Regions from separate parts of the Homo sapiens genome. Here region 2 is linked to region 1. Evidence: chromatin loops called from intact Hi-C (ENCODE). Cell type or tissue: IMR-90. All regions are shown on one strand. Each heading gives the region's core, and the rest is flanking DNA. Links, peaks and the distances in the headings are about the cores only.

Region 1 (6,958 bases), core at 936-4,935:
CTGTGTTAAACACTCTACTTCAGTGCCTCCCTCAACAAACTGATTTGCGGTTCATCATTTTAAGTATTATGACAGTAACTGAAGGGTGAGCAAGTATGCATGAAGCAAATCTTTAGGAGGATTGACAGTAAATATCTGTCAGTGTATCTCTAGATGACTAGGTGAAGGTTTTGATGAACAGATACAGGACTTCAGTATAACTATCCCGACCTGAATATGCATGCATGATGAGACTGTCCATTCAGAATATTCGATGCTATCAAGCAATTAATGGTTATTTGATATCTTAAAAGGATGTATTTGCTAACTGAGAGAATGAGAAACAAACGGTTAACCAGTTGCATGGAAGTTGTATTTCTCATGGTAATTTAGGGAATTTTATACATGTTTTGTTGTTTATGAGTTTTATTAATATGTATGCATCCTCTAAGCATCTTTAGGTTAGTTTAATGGAATTCCTAGCACTAAAAGTCTGAAAATATCATTTCCACAATAGTAAGATGTCTGGTGTGAACTTATATGAGGAAGCCCGCTAATGTTACCCTGTATTTCACATTATCTGTCACAAGTTATGAGTGCCATTCCGTTCTTTCCATCAGTAGTAATTGTGAGAGAACCAATGCTCTTTCAAGGGTTCAAAATAAAATTTTCCATTTTTTACCATCTTCACTGAACTAAAATAGAATGGGTTTTTAATAGAGCAATAATTAAACAGAACAAACTGGAAAACTGGCTTATGGTAGCATACCCAACTGATATTGTTGTCCATCAAGGACCCCATCGTCATGTTTCCTTTTGTTAATATGTGTGTGTATGTAGAATTTCTACCTTGAACCAGAGTGTTGTGTGCCTCAAACATTATACTTTTTTTTTTTTTTTTTTGACGGAGTCTCACTCTGTCACCCAGGCTGGAGTGCAGTGGCGCAAACTTGGCTCACTGCAACCCCAGGTTCAAGCAATTCTTCTGCCTCAGCTTCCTGAGTAGCTGGGACTACAGGCACGTGCCACCACGCCAGCTAATTTTTGTATTTTTAGTAGAGACAGGGTTTTACCGTATTGGTCAGGCTGGTCTTGAACTCCTGACCTCGTGATCTACCCGCCTCGGCCACCCAAAGTGCTGGGATTACAGGTGTGAGCCACCGCACCAGGCCATTGTACCTCTTAAAAAGAAAATATTTATAGAAGAACCAAATGAACTAATTAACATTCTCCAGGTTATTGTGACTTAGGAATTAAAGATAAAATATTCAGTACTCTGAGAAAAAAAAAAAAAACTTACTAGAGTTCAATTGCTTTCTCCTCAATAAATGTGCAAATACAAATGTGTTGTTGTTTTTTCTCATTAGGTAAAACATTTGCCTAGAATACCTTAAAAGTTGCATTAATTGCTTTGGACTCTCAACAATCCAAAAGGAAGCAAACAATGGGTTTACTAAAGTCCTCACATTTAATATAGTGCTTGGGGGAAAATAATCGGTGCCATTTTAAACACAGAAGCACACTTCTCTGTTGCACTAGTTTGTATTTCTCTGGGGTAGGATCTGCAACTAATTCTTCTCCCTCTCCCCCGGCCGGTAGCTTGCACTGTGCTTTCCTTAAGAAAGTTATTAAATCAACATCTCTCAACAGATTGTTTGGCATGACTGCAGGAAGGTCTCATTCATCACTGTGGTCTGTATTACATAAGACATCTGGAGTTGATGATACTTATTCACACTCCCATAACTTCACAGCTAGCTTGAACCACATCATGAATTAATAAAGGATCCTGAGTCTCCTAGAGCAATAGATATTCAAGGCTTTCTAATTAGAATAATATTTATAAAGTTCCCACGCGAGTACGTGCAATAGGCATAAAACAGAATGTATTGAGGCAATTCTTAGTCCTTGGGGAGTAACATTTTAGCACAACATGCTTTAACTTACCAAAGGACAACAATACAACCAAGACAATTCTGTAAATTGTGATTGAAAAATACCTTTCTGTTGCCAAAGTTACAAATTCACTTTCCAACCTTTTTAAAAGAATGGCATGGATCAGCTTTAAGCCTGCTCTATGATCTTTGCATCTTGTAGCTCCACTTGAATTAATATTCCAGCAGTGGGAGTAGTGGATTCACAGGAAGGAAAAGCAGAAATGATTTCATTGCCACTAAATGGGTGACCTCAGAAACTGAAATGAGTCACCCACCTATGGCAGTCCCTGAGTGGCTGTGACATCCAAGTTGTGTAATCGTCCAGTGGGATCTTCCTGCCCACTGCAAAGACAAAACCAGTTCACTGAGACCATGGCACTGCAGTGAAGAAAGAGTATAATTGAGGCAAGGCCAGCAATACCACTTGGGAGACAGTTATTTACTTGAATCAATTTCTCACAGAAGGCTCAGGAGGTTAGGGTTTCTCAAGGATATTTTGGTGGTCAAGGCTAGGGAATGGGGAATGTTGTGTGGCTGGGAATGAAATCATAGAGGTGTGGAAAACAGTCCACACTGGCTGACTCAGCCTCCGGGTGGGAGCCACAGGAATGATTGAATCATGAATCCTTGGCCTGGGTAGAGTCAGCTGGTCATCAGAAATGCAAAAAGTCTGAAAAGACCTCTCAAAAGGCCAATGTATATTCTACAATAGTGACGTTATCTACAGGAGTAACTGGGGAAGTTACACATCTTGTGACTTCCAGAACAATGGCTGGTTATCATTTAACTACACCTACATCTTAGAAGAATTCAGGCCCCTCTCCTAATATTAACCTTGCGGACTTTTATTAGTTTTACAAAACTGATTTAGCTTTGGGAAGGGCTATCATCATCCTTGCTTTAAGGTTAAACTATAAACTAAATTACTCCCAAAGTCAGCTTGGTCCATGTCCAGGAATAACCATGAACAGCTTGGGAGTAAGAAGCAACATGGAGTCAACTATGTCAGATTTTTCTCACTGTCATAATTTTGCAAAGGTGGTTTCAGTTGAGGGAGATAGGAACCATCATCTTCCTTCAAAGAGCTTTACTGGCTACTGGTTCCAGATCCTAAAATCTGCTCCGTGGAACAGTTGCGTTGTTGTAATTGCTGTTTTTATTAACACAAGTGTAACTGGCTATGTCAAACTACACTTGGCATTTAATAAAGTTAATGGATGTCAATAAAATTGGCATTAAATGAATATCATTTCATATTCAACACTATGTGTCTTATGAAAGCTAGAGTTCTCTTTTTTTTTTTTTTTTTTTTAATTTTGAGATAGAGTCTTGCTCTGTCACCCAGGCTGGAGTGCAGTGGCTCATTCTCGGCTCACTGCAACCTCCCTCTCCCGGGTTCAAGCGATTCTTGTGCCTCAGCATCCCAAGTGGCTGGGATTACAGGTGCGTGCCATCATGCCTGGCTACTTTTTGTATTTTTAGTAGAGATGTGGTTTCACCATGTTGGCCAGCCTGGTATCAAACTCCTAACCTAAAGTTATCCACCCACCTCGGCCTCCCAAAGTCCTGGGATTACAGGTGTGAGCCACCGTGCCTGGCTTAGAGTTATTTCTAAGTGATAGAGACCAAGGCTATGATTAGATGTTTCAGGGTATTGAGAAGAGTATACAACCTAGAGTTATTTCTAAGTTGTATACTCTTCTCAATACCCTGAAACATCTTCTAATCATAGCCTTGATCTCTATCACAGACTACATGAAGCATCTGGCTGTTGTGTTTGGATTTGACTTGCTTCTTCTTTCCTGAGCCACATTAAAAAATAACTATCAGATATTTTTCTTTCTTTTCCAAAACTAGGCTCTTCGCTCTTTCTAGTCTCTTGCCTAATTTATGCTTTTAGGGTTTACAAATTTCTTATTTGTGTACCTCACTCCATCCTCTTTCTTCTGTCTGAAATGCTTTTTCACGCTTTATTTTCTCTTCCCTTTTGTTAGACTCCTGCCCATTTAGTGAGATGTTCCACCACTGTTAGCAAAGATACCTGTCTCTTCCTCTTTCTTCACCCCAATGCCCAAGGAGTGACACTCTCTAAAAGATAGTGACACTTCTCTCCTTCCTCAAGATTCCCCAGGGCATTACAAATATCCTTAATCAAACTTACCACAATCTGCCTTCTACCAGAGCCCTGTTTGTCCTTGTCCAAATTTTTTTTTTATTTTTATTTTTTGAGATGGAATCTCGCTCTGTCGCCCAGGCTGGAGTGCAGTGGCGCGATCTCGGCTCACTGCAAGCTCTGCCTCCCGGGTTCACGCCGTTCTCCTGCCTCAGCCTCCCGAGTAGCTGGGATTACAGGCGCCCACCACCACGCCTGGCTAATTTTTTGTATTTTTAGTAGAGATGGGGTTTCACCGTGTTAGCCAGGGTGGTCTCGATCTCCTGACCTCGTGATCTGCCTGCCTCGGCCTCCCAAAGTGCTGGGATTACAGGCGTGAGCCACTGCGCCTGGCCTTGTCCAAATTTTTTTAACCTTCATATGGAAAGGTTATTGATTATAAATTCTCTTGAGGAATGTACTGTGCTACACACATTATCAAAATAGAAATTATTAACTTGAATTGTTCTTTCCAACTTGGATTTGGACACATTATATATAACCTATGAAGCCACTCAAAAGCATAAACCTTAATGTAATATTGTTTGAAGTATTACAGTTTGGAAGAGGACAGGCTCTGGACTCAGATACACTTTTGGTTTGAATTCAACTTGGTTTTTTTGATTGCTCTGTGATCTTTGGCAAGTTATTTAACCATTATAAACCTAATTTACTTCATTGGTAAAATAACAGTAATAATATTATACTCAACACTAAGCTGTCTTGAGGATTAAATGGAATAATATATGTAAAGTATTATTACTACCACTAGATGAAGTTATTAGTTACTAGATAGTTGGTATTCATTATCATTTGACTGATTAACACTTCAAATATTTCTCAAAAATTCTACAAGGTGAATGACGTGTTTCTCACCTTTCATATTTTAATCAATATGTATGGCATTAGCTTGGGTAATAATAAAGAGAGAAAAGCTTATTGCTCACTGTTACAGGCTTACACTGTGAAAGTGAAAACTTGAAAGTGATAACTGAGAGGTAAACAAATTAGAAAAAAGAAAAAATGAGGCTGCAGGTTGAAATGTGCATCCTGTTCCCACTTTGATAAGCGTGGTGGAATTTTAAAATGTTGTAATATAACTCACAGATATCTACTTATTCAATCTGCACACACCGTGCTAGGAACTGTGGGGTTGCAAAAGTAAGACATCACATCTGCTCTTCAAGACTAGACAGGTCCTGTGTAATTTGCTGCCTTCCAGTGTTCAAGATCTTTACTTATATAAATTAGAGCATTACAAGGAGGTAAGCAGACAATAAAGGTGAATAGAACAAAGAGCTAGAACTGGCAAATTTAAATAGAAGTGAGTTTTTGCTAAGTTTATGTATCACATACATTTTAGTGAGATAGGGCTGAGGAGGGAGGAACTAAATTGTTTCTGAAACAAGACCATTTGTAAGAGTATCTGAATGGAAACCACAGATGAAATTACCCAGAAACACACCAAGCAACTTGCTTCTATTTACAGCTAGAAACAATGGTGTTCACAATTCTATCTCTCGGAACATTTGTTGAATTATACAAATGAGACAGCTGTAGTGCACTGGCCTATAAGACAATGGGTACAGAGAAGGCAGCCAGGGTTAGAAACAATCAATGCAATTAAAGGGAGGTCAAAGATTTGTGTCAAAAAAGAACAGGGAACAACAAGAATTTGCCTAAAAATAGTGAGAACCTCCTATTAGTAGCTATATATAATGCAGCAGATTATATTCATGTCTACTATATAATGCAGCAGATTACATCCTGTAATCAAAGTCATAGGAAAATTCATAACTGGGAATGACTTGAGTAATAGCAGATAGAAACATCTGAGAAAATATGAAAGGAATGGAAATATAAATAGTGAGGGAACCAGAGATGTATTGCAATACTGCTTTAAGGGACTATGGTAGATTCTTGTCTATTTAACACCTGCTCCCAAATCATACTGAGTTCACCCCAGTCCTTTACGCATCCTGACTCTAATAGTGCTTCTCAGCGTTATTCCTTTTTGTATTGCCTGATTCCATACATTTCCAGGAAAAGTTAATAGGTTATTCTTTAGCTAAAACAAAAAGCATTCAAATTGTAGTGTTCAGTTGGTTTAAAACCAAATAAGCATGCAAATCCAAAGGCTTAGCTTACAACTAATCATTTTGAATATGATCATGAATACAATACTGTTAGACGTCTACCAGAATATTCAGTTTGTGATGTTGTATGTGGACATAAAAAGCAGTAACCCCCATACATTATATGTTCTAATGCCAGTGAATAATTCAATGTAGTACTCAATAATCTTTCATGAATCAATCATAAATGCTGAGAAAGAAAGAAATGAAAAAAATCTGAGTTATTTGTATTTGTAGGACTCTTTTTTCTTTTATTATCAACCAGTGGACAAAAAGTTTAGGGGAGTTTTTTTTTTACAAATTTCATAAAGCAAAAATTTAGCATTATTTTTATTGAATTATGCAGTAGCACGGATTTAGAATGATAGCACTGAGGTCTGACTAATCTTAAGCAACTTGCTTAATCCCTTTAAAGTATAACATTTATATGTGAAATGGAGATACATTTGCATAATGTAGGTTGCAGCTTTGTTATGAGAATAGAATAAGCTCATGTTGTAAAAATGTTAACAAATCAGAGAGTACACCATAAGAAGATGTGAAGAAAAGATACAAAATTTTTTGGAGTCGTTCCTACAGCAAATATTTATTGAGAACTGTTCTGTGTTGCATAATAGTCTTAGACTTGATAGATAAACTAATGAACAAAATAGATGAAAATCTCTACACTCAAAGATCTTAGGTTCTGGAGGATGAAAGTAACAATAAACAAGTAAGTAAAACACATAGCATGTCAGACGGTATTAGCCTCTATT
Region 2 (6,958 bases), core at 1,133-5,132, 76 kb before region 1:
AAATTCCTATCTGCTATGATCTCAAAAAATACTTCAGAAATATTACTCATACGGCTTGAGATAAGCACTTCTTTGGAGCACCATCAGCTAGCAAATCATAAATAAGATACTAAATGAAGCTCTCAGTCAAGGAATCACAGGTTTCATAAGTGATATTTCAGCAAACACAGGATATGCATCAAAGTGTGATACCTATCTCAAGCTTCAGGGGTATGTATTAAAAACCATTTAAAATTATGTTCCTGATATTCCCTTCTGAATTTACTTTCCAAAGTATCAATGTTTGAGAGTATTTCCCAAGATTAAATTAATTCTCCAATGGTATTAAAGGGGGAATATCGTGTAAGGTCTACCTCATAGAAATTCAAACTTTGAAAGATTCTACAGAGTAGGGAAGTTATGAAATATTTGATGTGAAAATGGTTTTAAACAACTCAGCATGAAATTGACTTATAAGGTCTTTTTGGTCTTGGTAACTGTGAATTTGCTCACAAAGTCATCTTCCTAAAGTGCCAAACCCTTCTTCTACTCCGTATACCCCCTGCCCTGAGATAAAGAAAAATGAACACTAAACAACCACCCACCCAGTTTAATAATATTTTATCCAAGCAACTTTGTTTATCCAGTTATAATTGACCATTTCACACTTCAGTGTGTTTCACCTGAAGCTGAGAGTATTCAACAATAAAATGCAGTAAACAGTCCTGTAGGAAATGTTTCTAGAATCAAATCTGGTGACAACATGAACATTGCATGGGTATTAATGCAGAGTTTTTCATTTGCACACTGGTACGGTCCATAACGTTTCTACTGCAGGCACTTAGGCTACTAAGAATTACACATTTCCCCTACCCCCTACATTGCTACACTACAGAAATCAGTCCCTCACCGTCTTTTCTGCATTAATTTCCCGCTCCTAGTAAATAGAAAAAGTCTCCTGGTGGGTGAGTAGGAAAACTTAAAAATGAGTTTACATCTCTAGAAAAGAGCTCTGAACTTGTAGCCATCAACAGCATCTACCCAAGCCCAAGCCTAGGGAAAACATCTGCAGCCTTCTTACTATAGGAGTGATCAAGAGCTTTTCAGGGCCTGGGCCCAGATTTGGAGAAGGTTGTGTTAACTTGCCATAGAAGGGCAGGAAATTAAGGTGATCATCTTGACTTTAGAAGAGGAGGCATTCTGGGGACATGTCAGGGCAAGGAAGGAGAAGGAAATCAGAATGAATCCCAGCATAAACATCCTCCGACCAAAAATAAAATAAAAAAAATAAATGCCCCCAAAGAAACTGTCAACTGACTTTCTTTAAAAAATTATATTCACTTATAATTAAATAATTAAGTGCCAAAAATACATAAAGAGTTGTTTCAAACAAGGGAATGTGAAGGGAAGGAAGATTTGTCTTTACTAACTAATAGATAAGAGATCCTCAAAAGAAGCTGCTTAAAACAATTAAGCAGGGAAGGATTTTTAATAGGGTTTCAAGCCACGGAAACACCCTGAGGACAAGCAGCAGAGGCTCTGGGAATGGAAGCCACAATGATCCAAGAACGTGGCATTAAACTTTTCAGTAAAACAGGATTCTGGATGCCATAAGAATAAACAAAATGACATTTCTGCTGTTTCCTTAAGGAGGCTATTCCTCAAAGACTTAACACTAACAAGTCCAAGTAGAATTTTCCAGCTGGTATGAATGGATCATGGGGAAGCTGTTATGAGAGCAGGGAAATTCCAGATAGGTCAGGAAAACAAATTGTATAACAAGATATAGAGCTTAAAGAAAAAATATGCCATGACTGTATTCACTCTCTATCACCTCCCATTACCTCCCTGACAGGCAATCACCACTGGAATTTAATATTCTGGAATTCCTGTACATTTAGCCAGAGTATGAACTTTCACTAAAAAAAAAAAGGAAAAAGAAAAAAAGCATGCGAGACAGCCAGGTGGGAGCGGATCCCCAGAAAAACTCCAACCGGCCTGCACACTGGGGTGGAACCTCAGGAAGTTCATGCTGTTTGCAGCGGGGAGGAGCCTGGCCTCTCTTCTTTCTGTGTGGAACCTGGAATTCAAGCTGTGGGTGAGAAGCTCTCTAGCAGGGACTCTGACCTTATGGAGGATCGCTGTTTCCCCCATTTTTCCTTTTCACCCAAAAAAGTCCTGCTTCTCTCACCCTTCAAACAGCCTGTGAGCCTAAATTTTTGTGGCCATGGGACAGACAAGGACCCCGTCTTCAGCTGAACTAAGGAAAAGTCCTGCGACATCTTTGGTACGCACTGTGGAGGCTCTACAAACAGTGAGTGAAATGCATGCCAATAATTCTTTCCCTTCCCTCTCTCTCCTGAGCCCTCTCATCCTCCGGCTTCTGAGGGTAGAGGAAACCATGCCACCACCCCCTATTACTCCTAGGGTTAGGGGCCTTTTCACAGCCTTTTCTCCCTTTTTTGGAAGGAACGGGTGAGCAGCGGCTCCCCACCGCCCTCCCTTCCCTGCCGGGGCTGGGATACCTGGCTCAAGGCGTCATGAGTGGCTGGCGTTTTCTGCCACGCACTCATGGGATCTCCTCCTCCCTGCACCGGGGAGGCCAGCTCTGACCCACAGCAATTAAACTTGTCTCCCTGGTGGAGGAACCACTTGGGTAAGAGTAAGAGGTTCTTCCCCAGGCATTTTTAAACCCCTTTTTTTTTCTCCTCTTCACACCCAGTCAGCAGTGAACTTAGTCTCTGTAAAGCTTCAATTGTGGAAAAGGATTTGTAGGGCTAGTCTTGGGCCGTGGCCAATCCTGGTGTGCTTTGCATGTCTGTATGGTGTGTGCTGCAAGCCTCCATCTTGTTTTACATCCTGGGGGCGTGACCAGTAACTGCTTGGCAAGGTTTGTTGAGCAATCCTGCCTCAGAGGATGAGCCCTCTCTGGTTTGATATCTGCATGTTTTCCTAGCCCTGTCTCTTAAAGGGCCTCACCCAGCAACTGGATTTTCTAATGCCTGTGTGTGTGTGTGTATACTGTGTGTGCTGTCTTTAAAAAGATCTCTAATTAATTTGTCCTAAAGAAGACAAGCACTTGGATCAAGTATTTTTTAAGGGAAGTTAAAAGCTGTGGTACCTTTCAGTTCGCATGACTTTAATCTTTGAGAAATCAAAACAGCCCCTAAAGATTATTGGTAAAATGTAGGTAAGATGCAAGGTTTGCTAAGTGTTTCAAGGTTACAAACTGCTTTTTGGGTTTTGAAAACTGTCTGTCTCCTCTGCTTCACGGCTGGTAGGGCCTGGGGACATATGGAACTAATCACCTCCTTAACTAAGAAGGCAAACCTTGGCTACAGTTAGCACACAATTAAAACAATTTACCAGGTTTTAAATTATTGTTAAAAATTACTAGGAGTTACCATTATAACATGTAATTGAGACTACTGGAAATAGATTTGCATGCAAGGAGTGTAAGAACAGTGAAGTATGTTTTTTAGTAAAAGGTTATAAGAAGGCATGAAAATGTAAATTTTTGCCTAGGGTTAAAGGATTGTTTTGAATTAAATTATTAAAAAGCTGAGGGTTCAAAGAAGTGATGGAAGAATTGTGAAAATTAACCTTGCCGAAGAGGTTCTCTGTGTGAACATATTGACTAAATTCAAAAAACCGTATTATATGGTTTTTCTGTAAATTGAGCATTGAAATAAAAGCCTAACAAAGGTTTCCTATGGCATTAGCTGCTCTTTGGCAAAATCTGTAAAGGGTTATAAAAGGTTTTTGCTTCTTTACGTTTTCTGAGTCATCATTTTTGCAAAACAAATAATTTGTGGTAATCTGGAATTCTGTTTCATAATATCAAGTGTTTTAAACCTTGAACATTTAACAGCCTTCCCAAAATCAAACTTGAGCTTCAAAATTGTCTTCCCCGGCACCTGGCTTTTTGAGTAGTTTGACAGGGCCCCTGAAGTGTCCAGAGAAGAGAGGTAAACAGAATTATTTGACATGTTTAGGTACATGGGATTGCCAAAATGATGTTCAGTCTTCTTTAGGTTATATCTTGGTAAATAATGCTAATATATGTTCCAACATTGTATGAGATTTCTAAAATTCTAATGTCTAAGTATATGCTACCAATCATAATTAAGGTTAAGTTATTGCAAACCACAGAGATACCCAAACATTTTTGTCAGTTGTGTTTCTAACTGTCACTACCCTGGGCATTTTGCTATTCACAGACAATTGTTGTCTTGCTTTAATCCTTTTCAAAAGATGGTTTATAATAAGCTATAGAACTTTAGGTGGTGCTCTCAAATACAGGCTTCTGAAAGCTTTTGAGATTGTAACATTGAAATAAAGGAAAATTTATGGGGCTCATAAAGAGCTGAAATATTCACAAATACCAAGCAAAACGAGTTAACTAGATGGACTGAACTCAGGAAGCTGAAGCAAATCTTTTTGACTTTTGCTTGGAATATTGCTGATCCTTGTTTTGTTTTTCACAGTCAAGGAAACTTATTTTGAACTATTTACAGTCATTAATAAGGAAAGTATACACTCCTGTGATCAAAATTTGTAGCATGTTTGTTTCTCTCTGCCTGGTTCCTCTAGAATTTGGAAACTACCTGTGAGTATTCTTATGGCAATATAGTTGTTTGCATCAGTGCAATAAGAATCCATTTTTCTTTTGCAACAGAAAACAATTGGAAAAACTGGTTATTTTACCAAGGCTTTGACTGGAAGGGCATACTTCCCTTTACGGAGTCAATCTTGACTTGCAGAGCCAATAAAAGCCCCATGCGGAAGCTGTCCTCATACTCAGTCCCTGTATAGGGTTCCTGACCTGTGATCAGTAAAGAGTGTCACTTTCTAACAGGTCCAGGAGCTCCAAGTTTATCTTGGGACCGTAAGAGGAGAGGATGACCCAACTCACATGTATTTGAGAATAAACCCATGGCTAGGATGGCTTTAAAAGGTCTTATCTGAGATCCCTTGAGGAACAGAGTTCCATCAAAGCCAATCTAAAAGGCCTGTGTAGAAATAATTATTATGCAAATAATCAGGCCAAGTATAAGGCTAAAGTCTATTTTGCAAAACACTCGGTCTTATCATGGTTTTTTTTTCTTAACAAAAGTGAGGACTGGAGAGAAATTATGTTTCAAAAGTTATACATTTGTCATTAAATTCTAAACTCACTAGTTGTTTTTAAGTTTTTGCCTACATTTTTAGACTAACCCTGCTTATTCCTGTGAACCAACCAGCAATCCCCAGCTGCAGCTCAGAAAGAACAAGAGGGGTGTTATCTGGTAATGTAGAAATCTGGATCAATATTCTAGTTCTGAGCAATTATCCTGCAAATCCTGCCAGGTGATGGGAATAAATAGAATGTCCATCACTAGCAAGTTTCCTTTTTGGGAGAGTAAGACCAAGAGCCCTAACCAAAGCCAAGCACCACGCACCGAAACCCTAGCAGGCATAACCATAGCCACCAGTTATCTGGGTGTGTCACAAGACATCCTTTTCTCTCCCTTGTTGGAAGAGGACTCACTTCCACAGCTTTACCTTAGCATTCAGCTTATCATAAGGAGTCCATGCAATCCCAAGCTTTGGGTCAAACTGGATCTGAGGGATCCGGAGGCAGACAATAATGGAAGTTAAAAGGCACAGCACAAGTGAGTGTAGCTGATTCCTGCCCATTAAGCCAACCCAGGCTTCTTGTTTCATGGATAAAGGCCACGTTAATATCCATGGCATGAAAGAGGTCTAGGGAACTCCAAGGCTACTTACAGTAGGGGTGATAGAGGTATAGGTGAAAGCAGATAATTCCTATTCTCTAGGCCCCCCAGCTTCATGGGTGCAAGCCGCTTTGGTACTCATGGTGGCACTTGCCAAGTTCTCCAGAACTTGGGGATGCAAGGACAGCAGATGGAAAAAGGACGCTCTTCCATCACTCCCTGAAGTACCCCGGGTATCTGTTAGGAAGTGAAGGGAACCATGGATGCCTGCTCACCTTTCTAGATGGGTAGCCATTCATCTTCACTCTGTACCCCTTTCAAATGCATCCTGAATCCCTGGGACTCCTTTAAAAAATGCCTTCTCTTTTCCTTTCCCCTTCTCTGTCTTTTCTTCACAGATAGGTAATTGTGTCCCTGTACTATGGGACACTCATCTCAGATGCATCCTCCAAACTGGAAAGAGTTAATTTCCCAAACCTTGAACTGGTTGGCTTGAGATTAGGCTCAGGGGAAGGGAACACAGAAGCCCAGTGTGCCGGCAAAAGGGTGAAGTTTTTTTTTACCGGTCAAGCTTTTGGCCTCCTTCTCCCTTTGCAAACTGGTAAAAGGCCTCGGGATTTTTGAGCTCTCCTTACCCCTCCCCTTGTTTCATTCTGATACATGTTTTCTAATAACCTGGTTCGTCTGTTCTTGCCTTCAGGCCATCAAACTCCAACCAGTCACCCAACCAGAGCCTCTGAGGATGGCCCCTTCTGCGGGGAACCCTTACATGGGCCTCTGACTGATGCTTCCCCAAAACAGTGCCCCCTGTCATCAGGAAGCAGTTAACACTGGTCTTCATTCTTACGCTTATCCTTATTCTAACAGCAGTTATATGTACTTCTTTAGACGGGGGAATAAGACAGCCAGGTGGGAGGGGGTCTCTGGAAAACTCCATCTGGCCTGTGCACTAGGGTGGAACCTCAGGAAGTTGATGACATTTGTAGCTGGGAGCAGCCTGGCCCCTCCTCTTCCTGTGTGGAACCTGAAATTCCACCGGCTTGGCAGGAAGCGCTCTAGCAGGGACTCCGGCTTTGCAGAGCATCCCTGTTTCCCCGTTTTTCCCTTTTCACCCAATAAAACCCTGCTTCACTCACCCTTCAAACCATCTGCAAGCCTAAATTTTTGTGGCTGTGGGACGGACAAAGATGCCTTTAGCTGACTGAGGAAAAGTCCTGCAACACAGGTATCACTGCACATTTATAATATTGTTTCTCTGTTTT

Evidence for each region. Peaks named below come from ENCODE experiments on the same cell type or tissue, not always from the same donor. Only the 100,000 strongest peaks of a DNase experiment are listed, where the experiment ranks them.
Region 2: it touches region 1 in a loop (2.7-fold over the local background); 1 of 110 quality-filtered maps calls a loop at or near these places.

What each region holds. Positions count from the first base shown.
Region 1 is chr1:238,404,885-238,411,842 of GRCh38, reverse strand. The region is part of intron 3 of LOC105373220 (a long non-coding RNA gene); the gene reads right to left. Among named protein-coding and RNA genes, the nearest start is that of LINC01139, 78 kb to the left of the region's middle. In IMR-90, for the core only: no CTCF peak of the experiment used is centred there; a DNase peak (open chromatin) is centred at 2,512; H3K27ac peaks cover 266 bases.
Region 2 is chr1:238,481,120-238,488,077 of GRCh38, reverse strand. LINC01139 (long intergenic non-protein coding RNA 1139) reads left to right here and starts at 2,061. Exons shown (of 2, transcript NR_015407.1): 1 at 2,061-2,293; 2 at 6,397-6,958. In IMR-90, for the core only: no CTCF peak of the experiment used is centred there; a DNase peak (open chromatin) is centred at 2,857; H3K27ac peaks cover 959 bases.